Regions from separate parts of the Homo sapiens genome. Here region 2 is linked to region 1. A link is a loop called in an ENCODE intact Hi-C map of the cell type or tissue named here. Cell type or tissue: ovary. All regions are shown on one strand. Each heading gives the region's core, and the rest is flanking DNA. Links, peaks and the distances in the headings are about the cores only. Region 1 overlaps MAML3 (mastermind like transcriptional coactivator 3). Region 2 overlaps MAML3 (mastermind like transcriptional coactivator 3).

Evidence for each region. Peaks named below come from ENCODE experiments on the same cell type or tissue, not always from the same donor. Only the 100,000 strongest peaks of a DNase experiment are listed, where the experiment ranks them.
Region 2: a loop joins it to region 1, with 1.8 times the contacts of the local background. A loop is called at or near these places in 4 of 110 quality-filtered maps.

Annotation. Positions count from the first base shown.
Region 1 is chr4:140,044,246-140,054,238 of GRCh38, forward strand. All of the region lies in intron 1 of MAML3 (mastermind like transcriptional coactivator 3), which reads right to left. All of the region lies in intron 1 of LOC124900783 (a long non-coding RNA gene), which reads left to right. Among named protein-coding and RNA genes, the nearest start is that of MAML3-AS1, 79 kb to the right of the region's middle. RefSeq lists enhancers at 4,518-5,054, 5,055-5,590. In ovary, for the core only: no CTCF peak of the experiment used is centred there; DNase peaks (open chromatin) are centred at 4,914, 5,196 and 8,063; H3K4me3 peaks cover 1,341 bases; H3K27ac peaks cover 2,603 bases.
Region 2 is chr4:139,913,923-139,923,915 of GRCh38, forward strand. The region is part of intron 1 of MAML3 (mastermind like transcriptional coactivator 3); the gene reads right to left. Among named protein-coding and RNA genes, the nearest start is that of MAML3-AS1, 210 kb to the right of the region's middle. In ovary, for the core only: no CTCF peak of the experiment used is centred there; a DNase peak (open chromatin) is centred at 5,735; H3K27ac peaks cover 5,257 bases.

The sequences.
Region 1 (9,993 bases), core at 774-8,773:
GTTAAGGAAAGGAGAGAGGGAGGGCTTAAAGGGTGGAGTGGAAAGGAATTGTCATCAAAGCATTGTTAATATGAACTGAATTATATTACAATGGCGATGCTTCAACATGGGGAATGAAAATTGTTTTGTATTATTGTGGATTGACAATATGACAATCGTTCATTGAAAGTGGATGACAGCTGTAGCATTATAGCTCAGTGCACAACACAAGATGAATGAGTGTTACAAGTTCTTCCAGAATGGGCCCTTATTTCGCAAGAGTCCGTTTCATCCCAAAATAAATACATGCCAGTTTTTCACTATCTCAGCAAATTTAGCATCTCTTTACAAACCAATGTGCTACCAGCGGCCTCAAAGTGCCTGTGTCATGTCCCTGCTTAGTGGATTTGCAGCAGCTGTGAAATGTCAAGTCAAAATGCCATGGAAGATCTATACAACGCCTCAGCAGAAGAAAGGGCAAGAAATGGTAAAATGCTTATGCCTGGACATGTGTGAACTGACGTCAAACTGTCTCCCGATCCACAGGAGTACTGTTCCTGAATTTCTGTCTTGGCACCAGGCTCATTCCACCACAGACATATGAGAGTCATTTGTGTGCCTCTTATATCAAACTACTCACCTAAAAGAAGTAACACCATGTAAGCTACTTGAAATTAACACACTTCAGAGGCCAGAGATATTTACATATCTCCTTATGTGCAACAAAAGTCATGCCTGCTTACTTAACAAAAAGAAAGAAAAATCAAAGAAAAAAAGCACAAAAACTACTCAAAATATCATCACAGAGAGAAAGAGATAAGCCTTGTTCACATTCACATATTAGTGTTTTTCTTCCCAGTTTTAATGTATTTTTAAAAAACAGAATCTGGGCCAGGCACAGTGGCTCATGCCTGTAATCCAACACTTTGGGAGGCCAAGATGGGTGGATCACCTGAGGTCAGGAGTTTAAGACCAGCCTGGCCAACATGATGAAATCCTGTCTCTACTAAGAATACAAAAATTAGATGGGCATGGTGGCAGGTGCCTGTAATCCCAGCTACTCGGGAGGCTGAGGCAGGAGAATCGCTTGAATCCATGAGGTGGAGGCTGCAGTGAGCTGAAATCGTGCCACTGCACTTCAGCCTGGGCGACAGAGCAAGACTCCAACTCAAAAAAAAAAAAAAAAAAAGAATCTGCTATATATTGTGTTCTAGTGCCTGTTTTTGTTTGTTTGTTTTTTTTAATATTGCAATCAATGTATTGGGACTTTTTTTCAATCTAAAATATTCTTCTAAAGTGTAATTCTAAAGATTATATGTATTCCATTTTCTCCATATACCATAACTTACACAGCTAATCTCCTGTGGTTGGACATCTATGCTCCTTGCAGCTTTTCACTATAAAAAATAACTCAGCTACTATATAATGTTTTCACACTTTCTGACTAATTTCTTAGAAAAAAATTTATAAAACCTGTACTGATTTCCTATGATCCTGAGTATGGCAACACTCAAAGTAAACCTGGGGCAGCCCTTGGAAAGGGGTCTCGAGCCTCACTGACCCATCAGAAGAGCCTCTGAAGTATTGGTAAGAGCAGCTGAAGAGCTATAAACAATGGGCAAGTTCTCCATTTTATACTTAGAGAAAATAGAACCACTTATCCCTTAATTGCCGTGGCCTAGTCTTCTAGGGTTAAGCGCAGCAACATGTTTTGGTGCGTGAGAAAAAGAATAGTATATGCAAAGGGAGAGGAATTGCATGAATATTCTCTATGCTTCCAAAGTCAATATGAAATATAAATGCCCTCTAAAAACCCTGAGAGAATAATAAAACATGGGAGTTATTTATGCTATGGTCTAAATATTTCTAATTATCTTTCAGGCACATGGAAGAGCTGTACTTCCTGGCTCTTGTGTGGTTAGATGAGGTCATGTTACTAGTTCTGACAAATAAGTTGTGAGCAGAGTGATGGGGACCATTTCTGGGCAGGGACATTAAATTGCTGATGTTAGACCCTCTGGAGCTCTTTCTCCTTCAGCGTAACCACTAGTGTGAGATCGTGGCTAGTTTTGTGAGAATGGGTCCCTGAGTAACAATGATAAGCAGAATCTCGTCTCCCCACCAACCCACAATAAACATGAGCAAGAACTAAATTTTTGTTGCTTTAAACCACTAAGATTTGGGGGTTCTTTGTTACTATACCATCACCTAGGCTCTCCTGACTGATAAATAAGATTTAATTGAACTTCTTTGTGATCTCATTATCTAATTTAAAATATTCACAGAAAACTTCATTCTTCTCTACACATACAGTTTGAAAACCTGGCGAATTATAGACATAATCTTTCAGGTTTTCTGGTCTTCGTTACGTAACAATTCAACAGGCATTTCTTCAGTGCCTACTGGCTGCAAGACAGTTACATTAAGTGAGAAATACAAATACTGGGAAATACAAAGATGAGGAAGACACAGCTCTGGGCCTGAATCACTTAAGATAAAGTAGGGAGGATCCGGTTTCACATTTTCTACAAAGGAGGAATTTAGGGTTGGCAACTGGGTCGCAAAGGGCAGGGGGAGGGGTAGGGGGGACTGTACTGAAGCTGTGTTTGCATAGTAAATGCAGTCTATATATATTATATATTTATTTGAGGCAATTTTGCAGAGAGGCTCGTGTGGAATATAGGAGAGTGGCTAAACACCTCCTCTGAGCTGCTGTTGGTACTACCAAGGGAACAGTAAAGACAACTCTAAGTAGAAGGTGGAAAGTTCTGAAGGAGAGGTCGGAAAAAAGTGGCCATGGTGTTTCGAAGGACTGGAAGATGCCGTCTGAGAGACTGGGAGAAGGGTTTCAGTGAAGAAACTGCATTTGAGATGGGCTTTTGAGGCCAAGATTTCCACAGGGAGAGATCAGGGGAGAAACGGTCTGGAAGGAGGGTGCCGCCTAAGCAAAGACACAGGGGGACAAAGCAGAGGACTGATCAGGTATCCAGAGCGATGTCATAGCTAGTGCCTAGACAGACTGTTGGGCAAGTGCAGATTTGGGGGGAACGCACTGAGGGACTTAGAGGGATTTGTGCTTGGCTGGCTGAGTTAGGAAATTCAGGGCAGCGGAGGTGGGTGTGAAGCAGGGATTTCAAGGCAGAGAATTATACACCAGGAAGAAGAGAAGCAAGAGGAGCTGGTCCTGGCAGGTTTACTTGGCGGAATTGCAGCGCCCGTATCTGAATAATGAAGTTGGTGAAACCGAGAGGGCTGCAACCCAGAGATGAAGGCGCGGAGCCAGGACGTGGCTCACGCTGAGCTTCCAGCTCCAAACTCTCAGCACAGGGCTGAGCACAAAATAGAAGAGCGATGAATGAATAATACCTAATAATATCCCAACCAACCGGCCAACTGCAGGACAAGCCAGTTTTACAGGACTTGCCGGCCAGTCCTTTATTTTTAAACTTCTTTGCCCGCTCTTGGAGCTTGAGTTTGATATTTACACCCACCCCCCACCCCCAAAATGGGCACAGCAGAAGATGGACGCGCTGCTCAGATCTAAGCATTTGGATACCTGTAAATAGCTCTGGTTTAGCTTGGAGGAGACTGAACTTAAATGGAGTGAAGTTTGAAGACTGTCTGTGAATTTTAGCTTTAAATATTGTAAGTCAGCGCTGGCGGCAATGGCCATCTTTAACTTCGTGATACTAAGAAAAAGATAGGCTCTTCAGACAAGAACAAAAACATTCCAGTTCTCAACATTTGGTAAGGCTTTTCCCCAGGAATTCCCTTTTGCTTAATCTGACCCCACATACTTCCTTTAAATGTCCCTTTACGAAGACATTTTAGTTTTGGTTCAAACAAACACAAAAGTTAGTGTAAACGCTGGGAAAAAGCAGGTGGAGTGGGAGACTAATGATCACTTTTCTGTGTGATCCTGAGTGAGTGGACTGGATTTCTGGCCCAATAGTAGGGCAGTATTTCAAGAATGAAAGGGAAATTTCTTGAGGGAAATGGACAGTTTAAGGATGAATATCATTCTTTTGATATCTTCCCAAAACATGTGCAAATTCAGCAAGAGGTTACAGGAAACCTCAATACCCTTGATTCAGAAATAAACACAGGTTATCTTTTCAAAAGGCATACAAGTGACCAAATAATAAAGCCATCTCCAAAAGGTCAGGAGAAATTTATTGGGAACCTACTGGGCATAGAACTGAAGAAAGTCTCCTTGTAACTGGGCTTCCCATGGTTGCAAAAACAGTGGGTGCCTTCACTAGGTTTATTACCAAAGATAGCAAATGTTTTCCATGGAAAACTTAACTGGAATCTGTTTTGTCCTAAGGTCAGATCTACAAAGCCATAATTACCCAGGTAACTTGGGTCTGATGTTGCCAAAAATATCCAGGTAATTACAGGAGAAAGGTCATTTCCTCTGTATAATCTCAACTATACCACTGGCTGTCTATACTGGCAGTTATCCAGTTAAGAACAGCCTTTCACATTTCACTTTGTGCTTGCTTAGACCCTGCCAAGACTGAAAATCGTAACGAGTTTTTTAAAATCCCCTTTATAAATATTCCCCTTCCCTTGCCCCATTCCCTAGGATGATCTGATGACTTCCTCACAAGACGATATACGGAATACTTTGCTAATTTTTACATTCAAAGGAAATGCTTTCTGGAAAGAATACTGTGAGACAGAAATGAAACAAGAAAGGTGAAGAGGAAGAATGAACAGGGGTGCCAAGATGTGCAAAACTGTGGGGATTCAAAGATTCATAGCAAGAGAGAAAGAAAAAGAGAGAGGAGCAAAGCAGATATGCAGGTCAACAGACGTCTTTATTCAGAGTTTGAGCTTTGTCAACACAGGCAGTTTGGGGGCAGAAAGAAGCGCATCTGCTGCTCTGTGATTGCACAAGAGAAGCTACCACTCCTTTTCTTCACAAAGAAAAAAAAATGGCATTTATCGCAAGTACAGCAAGGCATATTAGGATTCACCTCCCCCATTCTTTCTTCCCTCTTCCTCCTACCATCTCCCTCGCCGCCTCCCTTTCCTGTTGGAAAAGAAAAGGTGGGAGGGAGAGGAGGACCCACCGGTCACAGACAACGCTGTGGGATTCTCTTTCTTCAGCTTTTACCAGCCTATGGGGGTCAGGATGCTATTGGTTCAGCTTTATGTGTGATATGGTGCCTCTCACTTAGCAACAGCGAGCAGGAGAGGCAGGAAGCAACGCCACCTGGCTCAGCAAGTGTGCGGATGGTTTAAAACGAGCCACTCACTCACAGGGAGAACAGAGGAGGGGGGAAGAGAGAGCAGGCTGAGCTTAATATATTGTACTATTAAGAGCAAGGCTTAATCAGGGTGTTAACAACAACCAACAGGCAGGCTATGGGGGAAGAGCAAAGACTGGACAGGAGTTATTTTTAATGAGTATCTACGTATAAATCATACATGTTGCCTTCCTTTTTTTTTAAAAGGACAGACTACACTGTGCTGCCTGGATGGTGGGTGGGGAGAAAGATGGTTATCTAGGCAAAAAATAAGAGATAAGATGCATCTAAAATTCTACAGTGAGTTTACTCGGTTTTACTTTGTTTTCACACCAGGGTGTTACTAGAAAAGAAAAAGTAAAAGTGGGTGTACTTGAAAAAGCAATTGGCTACGTAATCACAGGATTTTTTTTTTTAATTAGTCAACACAGTAGCTATTTCTAAATCTTAAAATCCATTTTAGCATTTGAAAATTAACTTTCTGGAGTGGAAAGTGGCAAAAGAGAAATCTAGCAGAGAAACATCTCTGCTAGAAAGATTTTTTTTTCCTTTGCCTCCTTTGTGGTAAAAGGGAAATTTCTAAGAAGGATGCTGATAGAAGTTCTGAAAGCTCACACTGCCTGAATATAACAGGGCTCATTGCCAATAACAACAAGGAAATGTATTCTGCTATTCCATATTCTTTCATTTCTCTTAATAGAATTTGCCTTCCCCTCTATTCTAGGTCTTCCCGCCAAACTTTAGAAGGATTATCTCACCTACTTATCCATCCCAACCCACCCCACTGCATAACATCTAACAGCCTAGCCTTAGACCCTAAAATATAAATGGGAAAGCATCCTTCTTTCGTTCGTAGAGAAAAAAATGGGAGTCAACTTGGGTCTTTCATTGGAGTCAACTGGTGCCCTAGAGACAAAGCCCAACACTCTGGAGGGCACAGATGGGCCTCTGTCTGCCCTTCTAAACCAGACCCAATTAACCCCTTAGGCTCTGAGGAGTAAAAGCCACTGACTACAGTGACACCTACTGCTCGGGGTACAGCTGTACATCCTCGCACCGCCTCCCAGGTTCTCCAAAGCAGCCATGTGTTCCACTGCCGTGGGCTCCACTGAACACATTTCTCTCTGCTCTGGGCTAACACCTGGAGAAGGAAATTTTCAGCCCCCTCATTCTAAGGATGGCCTCTGAACCTATAAATCAGGGCCTTCTATAGGCAGGAGTCCTCACCCATGGGAATACAACACGCTGTCAATCTATAAAGTGACCAACTCTCGCAGCGATTCTATACAAAAGAGGCAGAAAACATAGTCTGAGAAGAGCCCACACCTCCTTCAGAATCGCTACCTTGAAATTACTTGTTAATCCTGTTTGATACCCAATGAAGTTATCCTGGAAAAAAAATGAAAGTTTTACTCAGTATCCACTGAATTTTGCTATACAGGGAAAAATATGATATGAAGCACTAGTACAATCAAGGTATCTAGAAACTCCACTTCCAGTTTATACAATAGCTTGTTAGTTAATCCATCCCTTCTACTCTATGCATTTAGTCAGATGGCAGAAATTCCCTCCCATTGAGAAAGAAATCCATTTAATTATGGAAGTCAGTTATACTTCTCTGAAGGCATAGCAAAAATTCCTCTATGTTGAGGACAATATCTATAAGTCTAGGAAGGGCAAGAAACAAAATCATTAACAGAACCCTTGACTTACCCTAAAATAGACACTGAGTTTAAAACCATCTTAAAGGTGTCAAGAGCAGTAAGTCAGATGATTATAAAATTAATGGTTCAGGCCAGTCACAATGGCTCATGCCTGTAATCCCAGCACTTTGGGAGGCTGAGGCAGGTGGATCACCTGAGGTTAGGAGTTCGAGACCAGCCTGGCCAACATGGTGAAACCCTGTCTCTACTAAAAATACAAAAAAATTAGCCAGGCGTGGTGGTACATGCCTGTAATCCCAGCTACTTGGGAGGCTGAGACAGGAGAATCGCTTGAATCCAGGAGGCGGAGGTTGCAGTGAGCCGAAATCGAGCTACTGCACTCCAGCCTGAGTGACAGAGATGAGACTCAGTCTCAAAAAAAAAAAAAAATTAAATTAATGGTTCAGGAGGTACAGCTTGTTTCATTTTTGACAAAGAATATCTAACGAATCTTCACCAAGATAGGTACACACTGAACAGAAGTAATGCTGAAAATTTAAATATTACCCTTCTTTCTGGATGCTTGAAGTGTTATGCAAATATTTTGCTTTTTATTCCCAACCATTCTACTTGGAATAACTGGATGTTACATTGTGCTATTCTCATTTTCCCACTGAGAAACAGAGGAGCTCAGCAGTTCATCCAACGTCACAGAGCAAGCTAGTGGAGGCGCCGGGATAAGAACCAGGCTTCCTGATTTAAAGCCCGTGACTTAGCCACTGGGCCACCAGAACCAGGCAATTCTCTCTGAAGCCCTGTGAGGACTATCTCAGACCTCTTACTGATACCTCACCCCTGTGTGTTAATTTGTGTTACCGTCTCAGAGTTGCAATGGCCCTATTTCCATTCTTCTTTAAGTTTCTTACTTTGTGACCTCATTTATCAGTTGCTTTCATGAAATGGGTTAAGGAAAAAAATGAGAATGTGGGAGGCTTAAGTAAAACCTACGAAAAGCCCAGAAATGGTTCACACATAAGTTAAATAAAAGGCTAAATTTACCCACCTATACCTACCTAACTCTAATGTTTTAGCACTAAAATGAGTATTAAGTGAAAGGATACTTAGAAAAGCAGCTATACTGGCTCTCCACTGAGACACGGATCCACAAGGTGGAGCCACTGCGGGGTAGCCAGCTACATAACCAATTAATAGCACAACAGTGACATTTTCATTCTTTTCCATAGAATTTCCCACTGGCAGAACACACCTGAACACACATCTGTGTGGGGTGTGCAAAGTGTAATTGTGTGACTCTGCCATGGATCACCTAGACCCCGTGTAGGAATCTGTTCAGTGGGGTATGGGTGTTCAAAATGGCATCCTTAAATGTCCCTCAAAAAACCCATATATTTCTTTTTTTTTTTTTTTTTGAGGTGGAGTCTCACTTTATTGCCCAAGCTGGAGTGCAGTGGTGTGATCTTGGCTCACTATAACCTCTACCTCCTAGGTTCGAGTGATTCTCCTGCCTCAGCCTCCTGAGTAGCTGGGATTACAGGCATACACCACCATACCCGGCTAATTTTTGTATTTTTAGTAGAGACAGAGTTTCACCATGTTGCCCAGGCTGGTCTCGAACTCCTGACCTCAGGTGATCCACCCATCTCGCCCTCCCAAAGTCTTGGGATTACAGGCGTAAGCCACCGTGCCTGGCAAAAAAACCCATATATTTCTATTTGATGAGAAGCTCCTTCCCTCAAAATATTCTTATATCTGCAACTATTTCCTCCTAACAGGGAAAGTGAGTAAGTGGTGATAAATTTGTCTCCATGAATCAGTTCTTTTCCAGAAACTGTTTTAATATAAAGCCCAATATCCAGTATCACCCTAACAGACAGCACTTATGAGGTATATAGAGCTGAAAGAGGCCCACAGAAACCCCCTCATTCAAAACCTAAAAGTGTATTAAGTCAATCATGATAAGAGACAAATACACTCTGGGTAGTTACACATTCCTCAGACGGTAATATGAACAGCAGCCACCGACAACTGGTGCTCCTGGTTTAGTGTTGGATAGGCTGTTTGGAAACTTGTCTCTCCAAACAGCCCCTTCCAATATTCTTCATGTCTTCATGGCAGCAGCATTCTCTCAACACCAACCTGGAAATGGGGGGCACTCCTACTACTCCCCTTCATCTCCTTCACTGACTCAGCATGCCCCTCGGACCACTGCTTTGGAATGTCTCACATCTGGCTTTCCCATTCCCATCCGAATTAGGTAATTCTGTTTGGGAGCATACCACTTTACACCAGTATTACTGCAGGGGCCACATTCCCAGATCCTGGCTTTTCTCCTCTGGGCCATCGGGCTTTGAGATACCTTAACTTAATCGTGCCATATCTAAAGAACTTCACCACAACATGGTCCATGCAATTCTACTTTTATAAACAAAACCAAACATGGTAACATACATGCATGCACATATTTATTTTAAAATTTTTGACTGAATATATCAGGGGCCAGCAAATCTTTTTTTCTGTAAAGAGCCATTTAGTAAATATTTTAGGTTCTGAGGGCCAAAGGACAAAATCGAGGCTCTAATGTAGGGAGAAAACACATTTCTACAAATTTTTGGTTGGCAAAATTCAAAACTTTATTTCTGGACACTAAAATCTGAATTTTGTTCAACTTTCACATGCCATGAAACATTACCATTATTTTGAAAATCTTTTCAACCATTTAAACTTGCAAAAATCACTCTTAGCACATGGGCCATACAAAACATCAGGCAGGCTAGGGTTTTGGCTCATGGGTCAGAATGTACGTCAAGTGGTTAAAACTGTGGTTAGGTCTAAGAAGAGGAAGTAGAACAAAAGACAAGGTTTTTTCTCTTCACTTTTAAATTAAGACATGTCTGTATTTTATTATAGACATATATTACTTTTATGTTCTGAAAAACAGTAACATGGGCAGGCGCAGTGGCTCACGCCTGTAATCCCAGCACTTTGGGAGGCCGGAACAGGCAGATCACCTGAAGTCAGGAATTCGAGACCAGCCTGGCCAACATGGTGAAACCCCATTTCTACTAAAAATACAAAAACTAGCCGGGCATGGGACG
Region 2 (9,993 bases), core at 1,330-9,329, 130 kb before region 1:
CTTCATCCTAGTAAAAGAGGAGGAAAAGAGTTGTGAACTGCAATTGTAAAGAAAAAACATCCAGTGATAACTACATTAAAATTTTTTTTTTACAAGAAAGTATCCAGTAACAAATTGTTTCCCTCCTCCCTTCCTTCCACAGCTCCTCGTATATATATTTTTAAAAGCATTTAGACTTTGGCTTTTTATGAAAGGCATACAGTAAAAGTATCACAGTTCCAAAATTCCAAAGCAATTTCACAATCATAATGAAATGAGGGAGGAAATGGTTTTGTGAAGGTCTTAAAAACAATCACCCCACGTTGCTATGTGAAGCATCTTTATACATTATAAAGGGCTCGGCAAAAATTAGTTCATTCATTCAACAGGCACTCATCGAGCATCATTTATACACTAGGACCTATGTAAGAAGCTAGGGATGAATAAGACACAGTCTGCCTGGTAGAGCTCACAACAGAGGGAGACAGTTATTATTATTATTGATTATAATGTGGCTAGGCTTCTCCTGCCCTATTCCTACCTCCAGCCCCCAGGAACCTTGATTTTAATTCACAAAGCGCCATATTGTGGGGAGGAAAAAAAAAGAAAATGACCACAGTAAATCCTGTAAAGGTGGCAGGTCTCTCCAGAAATAGAGCTAGACTGTGAGCTTAGACCTCCTTTAAACTAATGGCAAGGAAAGAAAAGAACACAGCAACATGCCTAACCCAGATGTACCAAACCCGACCACAACAAACAGCTAGAACTAAATGAGAGAAATTCAACGTTAATTGGGAGAGAAAATGATGGAGAGGACAAAAATCAATTAAAAAGGAAGATGAAACCAACTGGAATAAAGTTAAACACATCTTTCCCTCCTTGTCTTTTTCCCCAGAATTGCCCCAGAGTGTCACCTGAAGAAAGACGTTACCTTCAGCTCCACTGGAGACTTTGAGGTTTCACAGACAAAGGGAGCCAAGTCTGGAGTGGATAACCCAATTTCCACATGTTTTGGTTTTAATTCAGATGAGCCAACTTGAATATCAAAAGTCAGGTTTTTTTTTCTCTGATGTGATTTTATGCCTGCTTAAAACCAGTGGCTAAGGAGAAAGGGCATATACAATGAATCTAAAATCATTCAATTACCTTAAGTCAACCGGGAGGCTTATATTTACTGAAAATAGGCATTCAACTCCCATATTACAAAGACATGCAAATGACTCCCATGTTGCAAAATATTCTGGATAGTTTATTACTGCTCTCTGTTGTTGGAGGAGCAAGGAAAAAGGCTTGAGAGGCTGATCAGGAAAATACTACATTTGTCAGTTGGCAACAGCAGCAGGTTAACACAGCCTCTTGAATTAACAGCTCACAGGAAGAGAAAAAAACCAACTCCTCTTTGGAAGCAGATTCATGCTGCAAAATTATCCAAGTTAATTTCCTTCAGTTAATTATGTCAGTTTCCTTATTAGCAAAGGGAGATGACCAAGTCTAGTCTCTATCTAACGACTCAGAATGATGAGGTTAGCTGGCCCCATCTCTATGTTTAAACCTAACGTTCAGACAGAGCCTCATAGAACCTCATGGGCAGAACTTGCCCTAACCAGTATTTAGTTCTGCTCTTAGTACTGTTTAACCAAGGATTCTCTCAGAAATGTCCGTGTAGGCTACGATTGAGATCTACTAATGGCTAAGTTACCACACTGCTTCATCTCAGAAACCTGTGTGTATGAATCCAAGGTACGAAAGCATCCAGTATCCCTTGTAAGTCTGGTGGCTAAGCAGCATTGGCGGGGGGGCGGGGATCCTCTGAACCCACTATAACATGGCACCTTATATGGAGTGGGGGTTCACAGTGAACATGCCCTGACCTCCTCGTTATCTTAAGCAAAATTTTGGGGTGATGAGGGGTAGGGATGGGGACAGGAATTCCTCCGGAATCACTCTGGAATCCGGGTCCAAGCCAGAGTAACCCTGCTAACACAGACGAACCAAATTTACTGCTACTCAGACTGGCCCCAACCATTTATGCACTCCTCAACGTTATCAGCAAACAGCAAGCTTTTCTTGTGTGTGCATCCATTAAATACCAGGCAAATTCAAGATCTTTTCTCTTAATTCCCACATCAACCACGCAAGGTAGGTTAATAAACATCATTTACACAAATGAGGAAACTGGGGCTCAGGGAGATTAAACAAATTGCCCAAGGTCACACAGCTAGTGTGAGATTTGAATTCCAAAGCCTGTGCTTCTCTGTTACAAGCCTCACCACTTGTGAATAAAATGTGTTTCTCATTTCCAAACTATTCCACAGCCTGGCTCCTGAGATAGGAAAAAAAGGAAGGCATCCTCAGAACTGCTTTCTCCCCTCCATGATTGGCTGGCATATAAGAAGTTACTCTCTGAAACTGGATCTCCTATGAGGGCTGTTGTTCTTTCAGCCGTTCTCAGAACATTTCTGCTACTGAGTTACTGAGTTATAACTATACATTGGCCACTAACCCAATGCCAGCCTGATCCTGAAGAGAATGGTGTTGGTGACAGCAGGCCACCTGTGTGGGGTCATGGTAATGGCTAATCCTACTGGTGACCACTTTCCAGGGATATCACTACTGAAGCGCCGATATAAGGACACATTTCCCAGGAAACCAATCCTGCTCGTAAGCATGTATGCTGTGCTCCAGGTGGCCATGGCCTCAGCACTTAAAAGTCGAGAGGGCCACCAACCATGGTTCTATTGCAAGAGTTGTAAAAATTTGCACTCGGCAGCCACTGCCTTCACCCAGGTCTTTCTATTTTTCTTTATTAATAGCTTTACGTTTCCTCTTATTCATAAGATAAGGCTAATATTGCCTAGTTCAGAAAAGGGTTGTAGGGGTTAAATAAGGTACATAAGCAAATGTATCCACCAATGGTACTTGAAGACTTTTTGTAACTTTCCTCTCCCATTAACAATTTTATAGTGACTTGCAGGGATTTTCAAGTGGGCGTTCTTTAACCTCCCGTACAATACCATAATAAAATATAGAGATAATGCAGATATACATTTCTTAGATGACAGAACAAGGGTTCTGTGACATTGATAATGCTGAATTTTTAAACTGGAGGTTTACATAAAAATGGATTTCCAGAGTTCTGAGAATGCTAGAAAACTGTATGCAGAATTTTGTGGGTATGTGTCTTTTTCAGGAAAGAAGGTCCAAAGCTTTTCTCAGATTCTCAGTGCGGCCCATGACTCTCCAAAAGTTCAAGAACCACTCTCCTGTAGGTTAGCAGTAGCAAGATTTGCTGGGCCTAGCTGTAAAGTCTTGCATTTAAGGCAGGAAAACCTGTCTCATAAGCAGTTTTGTTTTCCTTGAAGTTTGAAGCCGTGTGCTCTTGAAATTCTAGGTTGCATTAAATGTATGTATGTTCTCTGAGTCCAGGGAGACATAGTTATGCTCTGAACTGATGCCATCCAATAAGGTTGGCTTCCATTCTGAAATGATCACTCTCATCAGGTGGCAGGGCAGCAAGAGGGTAGTACCAGGGGAAAGAAGGCCCCAGAAACCATGTCAAGTGAAAAGGAGGCGAGGAAGCTGAGGATATTTTGCTAGAGAAAGAGGAGAGTTGAGGAGGGGGAATGCCACAGCTCCTCTTGAAAAGGTAATGGTTTGCTATGTAGGAAGAGAATTAGATTTGATCTATGTAGCTCCAGAACATGGAACTAAGATCAATGGATGCAAGTAATGGGGAGAAAGAATTCAGCCTCTATATAAGGAGAAACTTTTAAAAAACGATTAGAGAGATTCAAAATAGAAAGGGCTGCCTTGTGAGGCTAATGAGCTTCCTGTCCCTTGAAGTTTTCATACCAAGGCTGCATGTTCATCTGTCAGGGATTTGCAAAGGGGATTCTTTATTGGGTGGAAAGTAGGAGAAAATGACCTCTATGATTCCTTCTAATTCCATGATCCGTCTATTAAGGTTTTATATCTCTTATTAAAATTTATAGTCAAAGACCCATAGACATCTTCCTTTACTTTACAGAATAGATACTTGAGGCGAGTCCCTTTATAAAGGGAATAATCAGACTTTCTCTTTAAGTTTTGATTTTTATGTATTTTGTTTTCTCAGAATGGGTCACACCTATGTTCGGACGCTGTGTCTGTGTGGCCAGCACACACACCTTCCATCTGTCACCTTTTCTGAGTCTCCCCTGCCTGCTCCCTGCCTGGACTCTTGCGCTATTGTTCCACTAGCCGTTTTTCCCATCTTACCCTTTCCAGTCTACTCTCCACCAGCATCCAGAGTCACTGTTGAAAAACATTCTTCAGAGTATGTCTTTCTGCCTCAAATCCTTATATAGACTCCCATTTCTCTGAAAGTCAAACTTGCCTAAGAGGCGCTGGATGGTCTGGTGTCTCCCAGCTCCTTCATACCCTTCTCCCCTTCACCACCACACTCCAGGTGGCCGCGCTGGCCTCTCCGAGGGCTCTTCCCCTCCTCTGCATCTGCACCGGTGCTTCTCTCCACGTGGAACACGCTTATCCCAGCTCCTTGCTGGGCTTATTGTCATCCTTCAGATTTCAGCTCACATCTCTCCCCAGAAAGGCTGTTCTGACCACCCTGGCTCAGTCAGCTGCACCTCCCACTTGTACTTTATCGTGTCCTTCTGTTTTGTCTTTTTCACACCACTGATCACAATTTATAATCATTTTGTTTCTTCCTTTTTCCTTGGTATTGTCTTCTCCCATTTGAGTGTAAGCTCCTTGCAGACAAGCACCTAGTCTGTGTTGCTCACTAATGTGTCTGTCTCCAGTGTCTAGCAGAGATAAGCGCACGACTGGTGGTCAGTACGTATCTTTGGAATGAAAGAATAAGTGATTACATGAACATTTCTGTCCGGCATAGTAGGTGGGCTCTGGAGCTGAGTGTGACCTCACTCCTTAGAATGTAAACAGGAATCGTTTCTTAATGCTCCCTCTGTTTACCTAGCAGAGTACCGCGCATACCTCAGGCCTGCAAGAGAAATTTGGATTGACCCCCAAGAAGCACACAAATGTAATTTAAAGCCAAATATTAGAGAAAAAACATCTTTTTCACTGGAGAAAGACATTATCCATGTCTCTTAGTTTCCTATATGCACAGTGGGGTTAAATCCTAAAGAGAAATACTACAGGTCCCCAAATCTAGGATAGTGTGTCTTTTTTCCTCTGAGGGCTCTCAGAAAAAATATTCTGGCAGTGAGGAACAAGAGATGCTGGAATGAGTTACTGAGGAGGTGGTAGAATCTCCTTTTCTGGAGATCTTTAAAAATAGAACAGCCATCTGGGATGATTTAGATATGGTCTTCATTGAAGAAGGGGGAGGAAGGGGGATGAAGGATCTCTCTAAGTCCCATCTCATCCTTGATTTTCTGATATTTCACTTTAAAGTTTTATTCATGGCAAATGCCTTAAAGGAGCTAGGATTCACTTTTTCTTTTTATCTCAAAGTTAAATCCCATTTTATTTTGAACTGTAATTCTGCTGAATCACTATCCTTCTCTCTTCAAATGGGCAATTTGGATGTCATAACTTTTTTATGTAGAAAGTTTGGATGGAACTTAACTTTCCTTCTTTCTTTCTTAGAAAGGAAAGCAAAGAGATGTAAGATGGACAAGTTCAGAGGTTGGGAATGACAGGCAGAAGTGAGAATCTCTGCGTGGATTCTGCTCCTGCCACTGAGAAGGACTGAGGGAGGCGAACAGCACATGGAAAAACAGGCCAAGACTTCATGGAATGTGGAACATCCCACAACAGGGACCTGGTGCAGCTGAACACAGGAGTTCAGCCCTAGAGGTCTAGTTTACTATTTATAACTATTGAGTCTTCATTTTTGTTTGTTCATTTGTTTTCATGGGATTAAGCTTGGTAAAGTCATGTAAACGACAAGAGGCAGACTTTTCTTCTATTTGGCTAGGAAATTACAGCAGTTCAGCTGTTTCCTCTCTTTGTTCTTATGACTCTTGCTTGATTTATTAAAGTTGCAGAGTCAAAAGAATAATAGATTTTAATACACATCAGGCTGAATCTTACTATTTTTGCTATAGAGGCCATGCTGTAAAAAAGCCTTGTTAAATTTGTTTCTCAGCACTATTTGTATGCCATAACTGTTTTTCTAACCTAAATAAACTTGGTTGCGATTATCAAATACATTTTATTTTTAAATGTTCATTACAAGCACTGTTGTTCATAACAAACTAATGACTAATGACTCTAGTTATTTTTTTTCCAAAGGGAACACAGATTTCAATGACATTCACTTTTTTTGCCTTTCTGTAAGTTAATGAATAATCCATATTTTAATGGAATATTGTGTTAAGTCAGAACAAAGTGTGACCAGAAAGGTCTTCACAAAACATGCTTGCAAACTGTGGCCCTGTCACTTTATATGATATTAACCAAGGACACGTGCTTCTTCATTTGCTTACTGAGCCCAGGACTGGCTGTGTATCCACACCAGCAACACTTCTGTGGATGTGTGCAGGTGTGTCTGTGCACTGGTGCTAGAAGTGGAAGCCAAATGCCAAAATCCACAGAAAGAACATTCTAAGGTAGAAATAAGAACTCCCCAAAACAAAAAGGCAGAAAAAGAATATTCTCAAAGAACTTTACTATGAATTACATTAAGGGGCCTTTATAATACAACATGCACACACTGTTGTGTTTTGGTACATCCTGTTACATAACTGTTCACTAAAGTGGCCATCAACCACCTTTCATTAATGGAGGGCACACAGTTGTCCAGGGCAGACGGAGACATCTGATCCTTAATAGAGCAGAATTAAGTGTCTGCAGGGAGGCTGTAATTTCTACAGAGCATGGCTCCAACTTTTCCTCCCAGGAGGCCCCAGTCCCGGCACTGGAGTCCGCAGGATGACTGTCTGGGGTGAGTGACCTGCAGGAGCCCAGCTGGGGCCAGGGCTGCACACAGGGGGATTTAATCTCTGGGATAAAGACTGGTTTGGGCTCAGCTAGGTCAGATCTGGAGAATAGGCCCTTGCACACCACCTTCTCTCTGCTTTAGAATCTTCCCTTTGCTCCACTCACACCAACATGGGCAGGTGGGATCAGCTGAAAACGCAGTCTCACCAAATCCCACTGGCTGAATCCTGCTTTCTTCTGCTCTCTTTCCTCCTCATTTTTCCCCCTCTCCTGTCCACCTTACTTGCTCTGGTACACTCCAGGAGCCTCCAGGAGCCCTGGACAAACTCAGTGGGCCAGTGGCACATTCTCTGGGAAATCGAGGTCTGAATCTGGAGCTAGCCTATCTACTGCCCCTGACACGAACTCCCAACTCACATCCAGACTCCAAGTGGCTTGTGCTTAACTTCCACGATTTTCCTTTCCAGCTTCTGGTCAGTTTCCTTCCCTCTCTATGGCTGGCTGGCACACGTGAAATCTGGTCACTTTGTTATTTACAAACTATAGTTTTCAGTCTCATACCCTCTCCTGAGCTGCTCACTATCGCTCCTGTGGGGTTTTCTCACAGCCTTCTTTCACAAATTCAACACCACCATTCCCTCAGTGCAAAACAAGCATAGAGAGCTTGCTGGGGCTTGCAGAAAGAGGGAGGGGGGCTGCTGCTTCCCAAAGCCCTTCCTCTGGCACTGCCAACGTTAACGCCGATCTGTGGGGAGACTGCAATTCTAACATAATGAGATATTAATGAGCTCTGCACATGTCCCTAGCCACAACACTTCTCTCTCCCCCTCACCACAAACCCCCTTCAGCAAATCTAAAGAGAATCAGCTCCTCCTCTGACACTACAATTCCTCCACTTTCCCTGGAGCCTGCCCTCTCCCACTGCAGCACCTGGGTTGCCCGCTCACCTTAAGCTGCCAGCACTACAGAGCACCAAATGGGCTGGCACTGCCTTGTTTCCTGGCCTAACGGATGCTTGTTTAAACACTGGAGCTGTTTGCATTGCTGCGGCTCACTGCATGTTAAACACAGTCCTCTGAAACCCTATGCCAATCCAATAAAGGTATCAGCAGTTCAGTGTGGGGAGGCAATTACTATATGGTCCCAAGTGTGCCTTCTAAGCTCTAGGAAGGAAAATTTGATCGAACAACTAAAAGGAAAATCTGATTCGGCTCAGCATCACGTGGAGGACACAAGGCTTAACTGCAGCCAGGTCTGTGGAGGGCAGAGGGAAATCAATCCAGGAGCTAGGGAGAGCAAGTGCACATTGTTAAGAGGGCTTTAAGCCAGCCTGTTAGTAATACTGTCTCCTGCGTTTGGAAAGACACCCGCCTGTCCTCCCCCTTCTGCTCCCTTCAGCTTGCTTGCTTTTTAATTCCAAGGGGTATACTTATTTATTTGCTAATGACAAACTACCATCCTTCTTAACACCCTCCACCTTCTCACTCACCTTTAATTCCTTAAGCACTCATATTTAAAAAATGGCTTTTCTTGTGCAAGATCATTACCATATCAAAGGCGATGGAGAGAGACAGCAAAAATGATAGAGGGATAACATACAGGCAGAGAGAAGAAGGCAGGCCTGCTTCAGAGAGAACGGTGGGTCCCTAACCTCAAGCTAATGATACCAGTCGATAATGCAATGGATTGGTTTTCTGCCTTAGCTAAGTCTGAAAAATCAGGGGAATTAGACATACGATTTACATTTATTTCTCACCCAAGAAGCAGAAGTTAGAAAAGTGAATCATTCCCTCTGTTTTTAAGTTCTGGATATGAAAAGATATGGAGCCTAGGGTTTCTTTTACTTCTCCTTCTTTTTCATTTCAAAATCAGCTCCAAAATGGCCCATCTTTCCCAAGGAAGAGTGAGAAAGCAGCAATGTATGTGTCTGGCAACACAGAGAAATGCTACCCACAATGCTCACGTGGTGCCATCCATTCACCAGGAATTTTGCCAAATCCTTGTCTATTTCCTGAGGTTCCTGGCACAGGAGACACAGCCAAGATGGAGCAGAGGGCTGCTGTCAGCATTGGCCAGCAGTAGTGCCTATCTAATGGGTGTAAGGATAGAGCTGTTCCTTCAAAGGGTTTGAGGACAGAGTGCTTGCAGGGGTGCCGGGTAGATCTGAAATCTCACGGGATCCCCTGCACCCCAGTGCTCAGAAGGGGAGGGAGCTCTGCTCATGATAGGGTGCCAGAGGGATACGTAACACACTGAAAAGTATTCACTATAAAAGCACATTGACAGGGTCTCTAGACTAGCACATTTTGAGAGTCCCTGGAACAGTAGAGGGTCTGGCCTTGTACCCTAGACTTGACTTTGTATTTCTTACTGCACCAGCTTTAGAAAAACTCCAGCTCCCCACACCCCGGGATCCAGACGGTGGAAGCTCCACCAAGCAAACAGCAAGGCTTTACCAGCCCCACCCTGCAGTAGGGCACCACACTCTGCCCCCTTCCCTCTGTTACTGACTGGGAACAGTCATGAGAGCTTGTAGAGGACTGTCATCTTCAATGCCCATAACTGTTGACATCAGGTGAGGCATTATGATTTTACATATATTATACATACACAATATGTTTGGTTCTTGTGTTCTCCTTAGTTTCCTGACTTAACATTCATGGAACAGCCTCATTATCTCAGGCCTGGAAATATGGATAAGTGCATTATAAACCCCTTCTGAAAATTGATAAATGCCTTGCTCGTCTTGTATATTGGGAAGCAAAGTGTTCTACTTAAGTTTTGTATGTACATATTTTAAGGGGTAGTCTTTGTGTGTGTGTGTGTGTGTGTGTACACCTTTTAATAAAAATGTAAAAACAATTTTTAAAGACTTTAAACCTCTGTGATCAAAAGCTTTCTAAAAATATTTGGATGTTTCCCTGCTTTATTAGAAGGTAGATAATTAACTTTTTTTGATAACTCATAGGGTCATAAGTTACTGACCTTATTGTTGGTTACAGATCTGCTGTTTGTCTAGGGGAAAAAAGCTAGTTACTTGATTACTGGCTACCCTTATTATGAAGGAAGAGAACGTTGCAAAAGATGATAGACCAATACATTTATGAG